Linked DNA regions of Homo sapiens: region 1 is linked to region 2. Evidence: chromatin loops called from intact Hi-C (ENCODE). Cell type or tissue: PC-9. All regions are shown on one strand. Each heading gives the region's core, and the rest is flanking DNA. Links, peaks and the distances in the headings are about the cores only. Region 1 has its middle 3.9 kb from the start of WRNIP1. Region 2 has its middle 8.3 kb from the start of FOXCUT.

Evidence for each region. A loop is a pair of places that touch in the nucleus more often than their neighbours do. Peaks named below come from ENCODE experiments on the same cell type or tissue, not always from the same donor. Only the 100,000 strongest peaks of a DNase experiment are listed, where the experiment ranks them.
Region 1: a loop joins it to region 2, with 5 times the contacts of the local background. A loop is called at or near these places in 36 of 110 quality-filtered maps.

What each region holds. Positions count from the first base shown.
Region 1 is chr6:2,758,198-2,764,831 of GRCh38, reverse strand. It overlaps a transcript of MYLK4 not described here. Among named protein-coding and RNA genes, the nearest start is that of WRNIP1, 3.9 kb to the left of the region's middle. RefSeq lists a silencer at 59-148 and an enhancer at 1-874. In PC-9, for the core only: CTCF peaks have their summits at 3,117 and 3,321 (motif pointing right); no DNase peak of the experiment used is centred there.
Region 2 is chr6:1,593,930-1,600,563 of GRCh38, reverse strand. No RefSeq gene overlaps it. Among named protein-coding and RNA genes, the nearest start is that of FOXCUT, 8.3 kb to the left of the region's middle. RefSeq lists a silencer at 2,832-3,066 and enhancers at 4,177-4,226, 4,103-4,656, 5,861-6,378. In PC-9, for the core only: CTCF peaks have their summits at 3,916 and 4,122 (motif pointing left); no DNase peak of the experiment used is centred there.

The DNA.
Region 1 (6,634 bases), core at 2,363-4,862, 1.2 Mb before region 2:
AAAGCGTCCCTCGCCCCCTTTTAGATGTGTTGGCGTTTAAGTCAAGGGCGGTTCACCTACAGCGCGCTTCGAGCCAAGAGATGCTTCTCGCGGGCCGCTGTGTAATAGTGGCAAATCGGAAACACCAGCCTTCTGTCTCCTTAGCAACCAAATGATGGGAGGCGCCCGTGTGCAATTACGTCCTAGACGGATAGAAATGGAAAGAATATCAGATTAAAACAAGTGTGGTAGTCTGCATCTTTGAATGAATTACCATGTTATTTTTTGCTTTTGTCTAAGTCTCCCGTTTTAAAACATGTATCTCAAAACAGGCATTTTTGGTAACTAGAAGAGGTAAATGAATTGAGGGAGAATGAAGACTTTTCCGAAATTTGGCCAAAACTTGAATTTTTATTTCATCTGGGCAAGAGCACATTGAGGGTCTCACTCGTTCTGTCGCCCAGGCTGGAGTGCAGGGCCGCGACCAGAGCTCACAGCCTTGAACTCCTGGGCGCCCGGGACCCTTCCGCCTTAGCCTTTGGAGTCGTCCTGGGGTTACAGGCTGAGCCACCACGCCTGGCTGGCTGGTTAAGAGTTGTTTCTAACTAAAAAAGTTAGGCTCAAAAATAAGATTAATAGAAACGCTAGAGAAACAAGTTAAACTTTAATCATCATGTAACGTGAAACTACCAAAAGAGGATCGTGAGCTTTCATTATTTTTTTGAGACGCAGTTTCACTCTTGTCCAGGCTGGAGTGCAATGGCGCAATCTCAGCTCACGGCAACCTCCGCCTCCCGGGTTCCAGTGATTCTGCTGTCTCAGCCTCTCGAGTAGCTGGAATTACGGGCGTCCGCCACCACACCCAGGTAATTTTTTTGGATTTTTAGTACAGACGGGGTTTCTTCCTCGAACTCCCGACCTCAGGTGATCCGCCCACCTCGGTCTCCCAAAGTGCTGGGATTACAGGCATGAGCCACTGCGCCCGACCGTGAGCTTTTTTTTTTCATTTGTCCCTCAGCAGTGAGAGGTGACAGCATTCTGGCAGCCCTCTCAGTCCTCGCTCGCTCTCAGCGCCTCCTCTGCCTTGGCGTCCACTCCGGCCGTGGTTGCGAAACCCTTCAGCCTGCCGCTGTACTATGGGAGCTCTTTCCTGGGCGGGCCAAGGCCGGAGCTGGCTCCCTCAGCTTGTGGGGAAGTATGGTGGGAGAGGCGCGGGCGGGAACCGGGGCTGCGCGCGGTGCTTGCGGGCCAGCGCGAGTTCCGGGTGGGAGTAGGCTCAGATAAGCCTCGCGCTCGGAGCGGCCTGCACCACCGGCCCAGGACGGTGAGGAGCTTAGCACTTGGGACAGCACTTCTCGCCAGGCCGTAGTTGCCTCCACGCAGCGCAAGGCTCAGGCCTGCCATGCCTGAGCCTCCCCCCAACTGGGGACTCCTGCGCGGCCCAAGCCTCCCTGAGAAGCGCTGCTTACTGCCTCACGGCACCCAGGGCCGTTCACCACCCCAGAGCTGAGCAATGCAGGCTCATTACGTGGGACTAGCAAGCAACTCTATACTGCAGCCCCAGTTCAGAAATTAATGGGAGAAGCCAACTGGGTTTCTGAGTCTGGTGGGGACTTGGAGAACCTTTATGTCTAGCTAAGGGATTGTAAATACACCAATCGGCACTCTGTATCTAGCTCAAGGTTTGTAAACACACCAATCAGCACCCTGTCAAATCAGACCAATCAGCTCTCCGTAAAACAGACCAATGGGCTCTCTGTAAAATGGACCAATCAGCAGGTTGTGGGTGGGGCCAGATGAGAGAATAAAAGCAGGCTGCTAGAGCTGGCGATGGAGACCCGCTTGGCTTTCTTTTGCTTGTGTGGGTGTTTTGTTCTTTTATTTTTTGCATTAGCTGGTGTTTGGGTCTGAATTGTCTTAATGAGTGGTAATACTCACTGTGGAGACTTGTAGCTTTATTTCTGAAGGCAGTCAGACCACAAACCCACTGAACCCACTGGCAGGAACGGCTAACTTAAGAGATGCTGACCTAAGACCTCTAACGGTCTCCGGGAAGGTCTGCCAGTTGATTTCTGAGCCGGCGAGATCAGGAAGCTACCAGAAAGAAGAAACTCTGCACTGTGTTTAAGAACTGTTAACAGTTTCCGTGAGGGTCTATGCGTTTATTCATCAAGTTAATGAGAGTAAAAACTCATTGACTGCGAGCACATAAGGATTATTGCAGGAGCATCACAGAAGTGAATACTTGCAAAACAAGTTTTAGGGCTGATCTCAAAGCAAGGTTTTCAAGAAAAGTGTTACTAAATGTGGAAATACAGTACACTGATTTTAAACATTTATAGAGATAACGTGGCCACATGATCAATTAACCCATCCAAAAAATTTTAAAATGGAAACAAATTTCTTGAATCTCTTAATATAAGGCCTAAAATTTCTTTTTTCAGAAAATAATGCTGTGGAAAATCTACAAGTCTACTTGTAATCATTGTTAGTATTTTGGTACCTTAAGTCTCTTAGGACGTGTTTCAAGATTAGACAGTAGAGTTGCATATAGACCTAATTTTACGTCCAACTTTATTGTTAATAGGGTTTTCAAAAGTATTGTCATGGGAAACTTGTGTACTATGGGAGTAAAAATTAAGAGAGATAGAATTAATATAAACTCCGGTAATCCCAGCAGTTTGGGAGGCTGAGGCGGGCGAATCACAAAAGGACAGGAGTTGGGGACCATCGTGGCCAACATGGTGAAACCCTGTCTACTAAAAATACAAACATTAGCTGGGTGTGGCGGTGCGAGCCTGTAGTCCCAGCTACTTGCAAGGCTGAGGCAGGAGAATTACTTGAATCTAGGAGGTGGAGGTTGCAGTGAGCCGAAATCACAACACTGCATTCCAGCCTGGCGACAGAGCGAGAATCCGTCTCAAAAAATAAAAACAAAACCTAATGTATATAGTATAATGCCATTTCCTTTTTCTACTTGTGCTTTTCTATCCTATATTATGTAAATAATAAAAAGGAAAAATACAAAGCAAAGATTGTGTGTGTGTGTGCATGTCTCCCACAGCTACATACATGGATGAAGTTGAGCTATTTGGATGACCTATGAGGTGAAAATGACTCTAGACCTTGACTTCAAGAACCTGGGTTTTGAGCTGTCCATAGTGTGACCTTGGGCAAGCTACATAACTTCTCACACTCAGTTTCCAAATCTAAAGGAGGAATAAGAATGCCTACCTCACGGTCTGTCATGAGAATTAAGTGAACTTGTCAATGTGAAAGTATTTAGTAAAGTGCCTGGCACCCAGTAGGTCCTGTAGTAATATTTTTTCCTGAACCCTAGTCCCCTCTGTCTGAAGTTCAAGGTTTTCTCCACTAGGTGGTGATGGTAGAAAAATAAATGAAAAAAACGTACTTCAAAAATCACCCCTCCTCTTAGATTGCTTTGCCAATCAAATTTAAACTTTCTTTTCAGATCAGCATAAATACAAATAAATTTAAACTCGTATAGTATAAGGTCCCAGGAAATGAAATCAATGTAAAGCAGAAACCTAGGCTTCCATTTTCTCCTTTAATACCTCACTGTTTAATTGTCTGCAGCTGGCCTCGGTGGTTTACTTTTAAGTGTGTAACTATCTTCTCTGTCTTCCTTCCCCACAGTCAGAATGGGGAGGATAGATTCGGTGGTGACTCAAATAGACCTGTCAGTAACGACAAGTAGAGTCAGCCTGGCTGCAGTGCCTATGAGCAGGTATTTTATAAGCCATCTACTACTAGTGAACCTTTGGGCATGATCTTGCGCACCTTCATGTTCATACCTAAGGTATGCTGGACAGTTGAGTCCAGTTAATCCCACATGACTCACATCCCTGCCATCTTTAGTCAGCATCTTAAAAGTTAGTCGTATGGTTATCTATTCTTCCTACTCTGATTACTGCCCCCTAACCCAAACTCATGTTCCTCTCTCTTCTTGACTTTCCACTACATCTTCTGGAATCTATGCCACATTTCGTATTGTTTATTCTAACACATTTTATATATTTCCTTACTATTGTAAGTAGAACCTTTTATTTACTCTATTTTCTTACTGCCCTTTATTGGTATGAAAGAAATGCATTGATTTTTTGTTAATTTATTTCATACTTGGCCTTTTTGTGAACTCTTATTAGTTTTAGGTGATTTTCCATTGATATTCATAGTATAAAAAGGAGTATATACAGCCTTTCTCCCTGGCTCCTGGCAGAGATCTTCAGAATCCCGTGGGATTTCCTGAGTGCTAGGAGTGCCTATATAATGCTAATGAAGCAACTCCTAGTGGCTCCCTAAGGTTGGAACTTGGGACCAGCTCAATCTCAGGGGCTAGAAATTGAATTTGATTGCTTGGCCAACAATTTAATCAATCATGCCTACACAATGAAACCTCAATAAAAACTCTGGACATAGAAACTCAGTGGAGCTTCCTGGTTGTGAACATGATGATGTGCTGGGAGGGTGGTGTGCCTGGATTCTACAAGGAGAGGGCTTGGAAGCTCCATGTCTGGGACCCTCCTGCCCCTCACCCATGTGTCTCCTTTATAATAAAACTTATAAAACTATGCACATACTCCCATATATTTTAAGTCATCTCTAGATTACTTATGATACCTAATACAATGTAAATGCTATATAAGTAGTTATTATACTGTATTGCTTTTTTATTTGTATTATTTTTTGTAACCTATGCACATATGCTCATATATTTTAAATCATCTCTAGATTACTTGTGATACCTAATACAATGTAAATGCTATATAAATAGCTATTATACTGTATTGGTTTTTTATTTGTCCTATTTTTTATTAATTGTACTGCTGTTTCTTATTTTTTCCCAAATTTTTGATCCACTGTTGGTTGGATGAGAAGGTGCAGAACATGTGGAAATGGAGGGCCAACTGTATTGTCAAATTATTGGAAAGATCAGTTCTCTGTATCTTATAAAGTGGAATGTGAAAGGACATTTGACAAAAGTCTACTTCAATCATTGATTTTTAAAAATCTCTAGTAAAATAGAGAAAGTTATCTTCTTAACATGATGATTTTTGTTTTTGCCCTCAAACCAGCACCATTATCATGTTGAATGGTAAAAACATCATTGATGAGGGGAAAGGTTTATTTTTTAAAAAATAATGCACTAACCGTAAAAGGAAAAGATTAATACATCTTACTACATGAAAATGAACATCTATTTATTTAGCAGAAGATACTACAAGAGTGAAAATACAAGGAACAGAAAGGGAGAAGACATCTTAAACACACATTACTGTCAAGCACAGTGTGTAGGATGTAGAATAAGTCCTACATAATGATAAGAAAATAGGAGAAAATGTAATTAAAAGTGAGTAAAGAACATAAATATGTACTTCATGAAAAACAGAGACCAAGTGACCAAATATGTATTTGAGAACATCTTAGCTGGGCACAGTGGTTCATGTCTGTAATCCCAGCAGTTTGCGAGGCCAAGGCAGGAGGATCACTTGAACCCAGGAGTTCAAGACCAACCTGGGCAAAAAAGTGAGACCTCCATCTCTACAAAAATTTTTTAAACAATTAGCTTGGCGTGGTATTGTGCACCAGTGGTCCTCACTACTCGAGAGGATCACTTGAGGCCAGGAATTCAAGGCCACAGTGAGCTATAATTGTGCCACAGCACTCCAGCCTGGGTGACAGAGTAAGACCTGTCTCTAAAAATAACAACAAAAGAGAAACCCTTCAACTCTTTAGTAAGAGAAATGAAATTTAAATTTATAAATGATATGCTATTGCACACCCAATAGATTAGCAAAAACTAAGTGTTTTTAAAGCTATAGAGCAACAGGAGAATTCTTATAGTGCTGGTGGGAGTGTAAACTTGTGTATACATTTAAGTGTGTGTACTTCATGTGTGCACATTGGTGTTCATAGCAGCCCTAAATGGAAAACAGCCAAATGTCTCCATCAGTGAATAAACACATACATTTTGTAATATTCATACAACAAAATATTATATAATAATGAAAACTAAAGACATCTATACACACTATATACAACAATATGATGGGTTACAGACAGTTTTAACTGGGAAAAAAACTAAGAAAATAATACAAACAGTATGAATACATTCAAACAAACTAAAACTGCCAAAACGAAGCTATATATTTAGAGTGCACATGTAAATGGTAAAATTGCAAGGAAAATCAAGGAAATTATTGAAAAGATTTAGATTAGTGGTTAGCTTGGGAAGGACAAAAGGATGGGATTTTTGAATTTGGGGATTCTTGACCTGGTGGTGGCTTTATGAGTATTGCTTTTATAATTATTTATTAAATAGTGTATGGTTTTATATACTTTCCATATGTATATCTTTCAATAAAAGATACATATATCTTTTATTGTTATATATCTTACATATTATATGTCATGTATACTTATAACATTTTTGTTATTTATATTATCAAAAATATGTATTTCATATATACATATGTAATATATATGTAATATATATGTCCTGATAAAAGAAAAAATATTATAAATTACTGTGACTTCATTTCATAGTTGTTAAGGCCCTGGTATACAATAACAGTAAGTGATGTTACACTGTTGATTAAGAAAACTGAGCTACTCCAGAATATTTTTCGTCTTT
Region 2 (6,634 bases), core at 2,615-5,114:
GTGTGTGTGTATATATATATAGAGAGAGAGAGAGAGAGAGTGTGTGTGTGTGTGTGTGTGTGTGTGTGTGTGTCTTAGTGACCCAGGCTGGAGTGTAGTGGAGGGATCCTTTTGCTTCTAAACAAAGCTTGAGAAAACTATACCTCGTATTTCTCTTTCTCCTTAGTTGGGCAAATTTTGCATTTCCCTTGATTATGCATTAAATGGAGTAAAATCAGTTTTTCTAATTCTTTTTTTTTCTTCTTGCTTGTTTGTACATCAGCTTTCCTGATGATATCTCTATAGCTCTGCCGATTTCAAGGAGATTCAATTATCAGATGGTGTTGACAGTCTGCTGTAAATCTCATAAAAGGAGAGTTGGGCTTTATTTTCTGGCTGTGCCAGACATTTTCCAATTAAGCATTTAGAACCTAGAAGGCATCCCCGACTAGATCAGAGTAATATGAAATACAGGTCAAGTGCTGGATTCAAAGTCCTTAGCAATGTCCCTTTAAAAACAAATTTCTCTGATATGCCCAGATCTGGGTTTCCAATATTAGCATAACTTTCAGTTTTATCCACCAGGCAAACAAATGTTGTGTCTACATTTGGGGCAAAAAGAAAATGATGGATGCATAATTTCTTTCTCTTAGGAAGAGTTTCTGGAATTTTGAGGGTTCACTCTGGTGTGTCCCTGGATGGCCTCAATTCATCTTCCCCCAGGTGACCAATTGCTGGCCATTTAATATGCATTATTTTTAAAGTTTGACATTAGGTGGATGTGGAGGGATAGAAGACAGAATGGGGGTGGCATCAGAAAAGAGATCAGAGTCCAGAACTGTGAAGAAAGAGTGTGATGGGCCTTTTACTGCGACGACCTTCTCTGAGGAAGCACGAGGACTGTGGTGCAAATTCCCTCATATTTGGAAGGGCTCATTGATGACCATAGGGAGCAAACTGTGTGACAGGGAGAGACGTCGCAGGGAAGCTCCCCTTCCCCTGTTTGGTGATGCCTCTGAAACCCCCGGGATGGCCATGCACAGAGCGTCCCTTGGCGTCTGCTGGCTGGATTGCGGACCTTCTGGCTGCAGCTTGAGACGCCTTCTGTCCTTTCTGTTTTAAAAGATACAGGACCTCTCTGAAACTTCGGTGCTGATTGCTTTGACGTAATCGTTTCCTTCATTAGAGACCCTGGGCCCTGGGGAGGAGAAGGGACAGAGGGAGGAGGTGGCGTAGAGAAGGCCCCTCTGGTGAAGACAGCAGGGGAAACCCGCACCCACTGGCATCCAGAACTTGGAGGGGGGCAGGGGGCGGTCCCAGGATTTGAGCTTCTCAGCCAGCTCCTCCGTTCTAGGGGCAGCCGCTTCCTTTCCTCAGGTGCAGAGGAGACTGGGCTGGCTGGGCCTCTCCAGGCCTCCGCAGGTGGGTCCCGGGGCGCAGGCACACGGAGCACTTTAGTGCACACGGGCAGGAAACTTCTGGACCTTCCTATCGCAGCCACCCAAGGGCGGATAAAGCAGGTGCGGAGGCCGGCCTGGGGAGCAGAGGCTGCCTGGCCGCTGGCGGGTCTCCGGCGGAGGAGGCACTCAGGTGTGGGGCCAGCGCTGGGGCTCGCTTCTCTGCGGGAGCGTGGGTGTCGAGTGTGCGTGTTCACCCTGAATATTTTCCATCTCTGTGCGGAGCTCTATGTCTGCCCGGTCCAATTTCTGCCCACATTCCGTAAACGCCGTGAAAGGCCATTTTTCTTTCTGAAGCAAATCCAAAATAATACACACGATGAAGTGCAGGCAGGATGCCTGTGGAAAAAAGAACTTCTCCAATTATTTCAATGGAACGAAATAGCTGGGCTCTCCAAGCAAAATCTGACTGAGAAATCTGACCTTCCTCCATTGAAGGCCGAGGAGGTCCGGGGGACACAGCCTGGTCACCAGCAGCCACAGGTTAGACCAGGCAGTGCAAGGCCCCGCCGGCCCATCAGGCCCAGGGGCACGACGGGCTTAGCTGTGCCTCAGTTTATTTTTTCTCAAAGGAATGAATCATATCTATCTCTTATAACTTAGACGTTTGAGCTGTCTTTTAAGAGGGGTTTTAGTGAGATGATTCAATGGAGAACCTTCGGAATGCCTTTGAGAAAAACTGTAAATACAGGAAATTAAAACACGAGGATAAACCGCAAGTGAGAGAGTGTGGTGGGGCTCTGAAGTTATGGTTCTGTCGCGAGAGTCGAAGGGTCCCCATGCTGCCGGGAGCCGTGTGTTCGCGTCTCACTCTGCTAAGGAAAGAAGCCGCAGACAGAGGCGGGCAGCATGGCTGGGAGAGGCTCAGATGCCTGCAGGGCCAAGGAAGTCTTCCCCTCAGAGCACCTGCCTGTGCCTCTCCCCCATCATAGTTTGTGTATAAGCCGTCTCAATGAGCTTCAGAAAAAATTGCATCATAGTTTGAAACAAAGGGAGCTATGAAGTCTAGGAAAAGTCATCCTTTATATGTCGCAACAGATATTTAGATTTGTAAATATGCATAAATGACTAACATGCATATCATACTAGTTTACTCCAGTGTGAGTTCGATGTTAAACACAAGTGAGGCTTTCAACAGTGAAATATTTTAAGCCAACTAGATGTCCACTACTAAAAACATCAACTTAATGGGATCACACCAAAAAAGAAGAATGAGGACTTTGCAAAGCCTGGAATGGCGAGCTGCAGATGGATTCATTTGGATGGAGAATGTTAAAGAAAATGCAAAATAAAAATGATGGCCGAGGTCAGGGGGTGATGCTTGTATGATTGTGTAGGTTTTAAAATTACACAGTGGGAAAACAGAATTTGGAAAAACACTGTTTGCCATTTGAGAGCTCAGAACACATCCAGAGAAGCCTCTGAGAAATCCCCACCAATAAGCATGGGACCAGCGGTGGGACAGGCAGAGAGCCTCACAGAAGGCGTGGGAAGAGAAGGAAGCTGAGCTGGTGGGGGAAGGAGACGTGTAAATGGCCCGAAGTAATTTGGTGAGAGGAAGAGATAAACAAGGGGCCTAAAGCCCTGGGAAGCCAGAGAAGGAAAGCCTCCGTGACTCCCAACACCATGGCTTCAAGTGTCACACAAAGCCCCTTATCTCCCTCTGGTCTGATGTTATCGCACCTTTAAATGGTAAATCATTTATATAACATTTGCTGATTCACAAAATGAAGGCACTGAGAATTAACATGAGGATGGGGGGGATAGTTAGGGGCACAGTCTTCGGGAGTGTGGATTTCCCTTGTCACCTGGCATAATCTTATCTCTGGGGCTTATCGTGGGGAGGTGCAGAGGCAGGGAAGGGGCCAGAACTGGAGCTGGGGGGAGGGGGCTGGTAAGGAGGGTTGAGGGCTGTTCTTTTGTTTTTTCTGGGCTGGTTGTGTGTGTGTGTGTGTCCCTGTGAGCCTCCAGGGCAAATGACTCTGGCTTTCCCAGGGGGAGAATTTTCATGAAGCCTTGTCTCTTGGCAAGTTGACTATTGGAACTTCACTCTGCACATTGTAACAGGGGGAGGAGGAGCCTGGGATCTTAGGTGATGTCTTAAACAGAAGAGAGGCTCTGAGAATAGGAAAGAGTGAGAGGAACCAAGAAGTTCCCCATGTTCAACTCCAGCCAAGATGAGCTTTCTTGTCCATCAGCGTCTACAGAAAAGAAATTGCTTTTAAAAATCCGTTATTTACTAGCCTGTTTCAGACATGCTGGATGCGATCAGTGGCATTTTATTTGGGGCTACAAATTAAAGAGAGCTTCCATCTTTTGTACTTATTTGTTGCAAACTTAGTTGCTATGGGTTTAATGCATGGTGTTCTCTTATGATTCCAAATAAGCTAGAATTGGACCTTGTTTTTTGTGTTTGTTTGTTTGGATTATTTACCAATTTAACAGTGGGGCATTGTATACCAACTTCAGTGACTCTAAAGTTAGTAAGTTCTGATAACCCACTGCCAATGGGCCTTGGTTTTCAAGACTGGAACCGGTGGCTTTAGTTATTTCTCAACTTCATAAGAAAGTATTGGCAAATTATTTCCCACCCGCGCCCCCTCCCCTCCTTTTGTTTTCGGTTTCCCCAGCAGGAATCCAGTCTGAGTTGAGGCGCCGGTGGGCAGGGACCGTGATGGAGCTCTGATGCCATCTAGTGGCAACCCGGAGAAGCGCACTTAGATGCCTCGCCTCGGCTGGAGTGAAAGCCCAGGCGGTTTCGCACCAGCAAGGTGGTGAGATGTGTTTGCCAGGTGAAGTCCTTGAGCCTTAGGACAAAGCATTTGCAAGCCAAGGACCTTCCTACCACATTTGGAGTGGAAATACACCGCAAGGGCTTTACGGCTGGGTCCGTAGCGTGACTCCAGCTCATGAGGGAGAGAGAGCAGCTGAACGTCACTGTGGGAAACCGGGGTGTGCTTCGGTGGGCCTGTTCCCCTACCGCGGGCCAAAAAGCCCTCGATGAACTTCGTTTTCCTTGCTTTCTGCTCGGTTCTCTCCAGCTTCAAATCCAAATGTACCCAGAGGCAACGGAGGCCCAGAAAAGCTGAAGATGTGTGTGCAGCACACGGCTCTGCTGAAAGGGCTGAGGGCTGTGCTTGGCCAGCGTGGCTCACATTATCTCCAAAATTAATATTGACCCCGTTGTTACCCCTCCTCAAAGAAGACCCCCTAAACCAAGCTGTTCTTTTGGTGCTCCACGGTAAACTTGGGTAGTGGAGGCGGGGAGAGAAGAGGGTGGGAAGGCGGAGGAGGGCCAGGGGAGGTGCAAGCCCCCCGTGGTTTGCAAAGTGCAGGCTGGCACCCGCGGAGGGAGGTGGGAAGGAGAGCCCCGAGGAGCAATCTCAGGCCCAGTGATTTCAGGGAAGAGTGTGTGCAGAAGTTAGGGAGCTAGGAGCTGAGTTTCCTAAAGCGATCCACACCTAGGCAGCTGCTGGAGAGTCTGTGTGAGGCACGTGGCCCCCAGGGTCCAGATGCTCACTGAGAGAAGAAGGGGCCATGACCACCTCACCCTACTCAGTGCTGCGCTTCTGAACTGGAAGTAGACCCGGGGTGCCCGGACCCGCTGTAGGGGAGGCAGACGCCCGCTGGGGTCCAGGAACAGCCGCCCACCCTGGCCTGGTGTGCCCCGGCCGGCACGGCCCCGCGGCCATCCTGAGGAGCAGCCCTGGGCTGATGGGGCCCCTGGGGATCCCCAGTCTGCTGGCAGACACTTTCCGACCATCCTGGCTGCCTTAGATGTGGGTGCGTCACCTAAAAATACAGCCTGTGGAGAGACCTCAATTGTGGTTCCCACGAGGGGGCATGATGGGTGAAATTAACTGATAAAACAAAATGTTTGTAACTGCCTCCGACGATTCCCGGGAATTACAGAAAGCTCACCTTCGTCTCTCTTAGTCATTGGTTTATTCAACACAGTATCCTCAATAAAGCAGCTAGGACTGCGCGCTATTGTGTCGCAGGCCCCCACCCCCCCGTGACAAGCTCAGCCCCTCCCTTTCCTCCTCTGCTTTGTTGTCACACGAGACACAGGTGGGGGGGACCGTGGCCTGCCTGCGCACGGCTGGAGAGCGGGAGGGCTTGCAGGGGGCGGTGAGGTTGAAGGACATTTCAGCATGGACGGCTGATGGAACGCCTAGAGAGCAGGCTGGGCTTTTGGTGCAGGGTGTTTAGGCTGTACATTTTGAATGCTAATTTCTAAGTCCTGGGCCTGCCTCAGTTGTCGCCATCGGTTATGGTGAGGGCGCTGCAGCCCACGCTGTTCCTCGCCACCACGGCTGGTGGCCAGCCACCTGTCTCACCCAGCGCCCTGCCAGGCTGGGGGCTCCTCCAGAGACCAGCTTCCATGGCGAGGTGCCTGCCCCTCCCTCCTCCCTTGGCCCGTGGCCCCCGAGGGCCCAAGTCAGCATGAAACGCCTGAATCCCGGTGGGAAAAAGGGCCTGCGAGGTGGGTCCCGGCTGGGCAGGGCCGAGACACCCTGGGTGCTGGGAGGGGCGTGGTGGGGCTGCCCGAGGCAAGAGCCGCGCAGGGATGTGGGATCCCCCGCAGTCGCTCCCTGCCCAGGTATTGCCTGACTGCAGTTACATAAAAAGCCTTTATGGGCTGGGGGGAGTGTGTAATTTGTTCTGGAAGAACATAAAGTTCATTGTTTTCCCTCAGCTGTGGTCACTCTGCTCCATCTGTGCTATAAGCGCTCACAACCTCGTCTCTTCCGCAGGCAGTTTTTTCCACGGGCTTCCATGAGGCAGGTTTTAGACGACAGAATTCTAGCCCTTTAGGAATGAAAGAGAAATCAGGGCTTTCTCTCCGTGCCACGGTGGTGAGGCGAGTATTCTATCGAAGCCCACGCTTGGCACGTTTGCTTGTCTCCCGGGCCATTGGAACCGTGTGATCCATAAGGCGCCTGAGCGCGCGTTTGGTCAGAGGGGCTCGGTCACTCGCCAGGGGAAACCCTGGGTGCGGGAGCTTCCTCTGCATTTGGGCTGCACCTTGATAGACTCAGAACCTACAGGGAAAGATGACGGCTAACTCCGCCGACCTCTCAACCGGGAGAGCCCCAGAGAGGAAGCAGATTTGTCTCCTGGACTATCGAAGTGTCCCGGTGGCAAGCTAAGCGGAAAGCTAGTAAGTGGGTGAGTCTGCCCTTGCCAGGAATTCC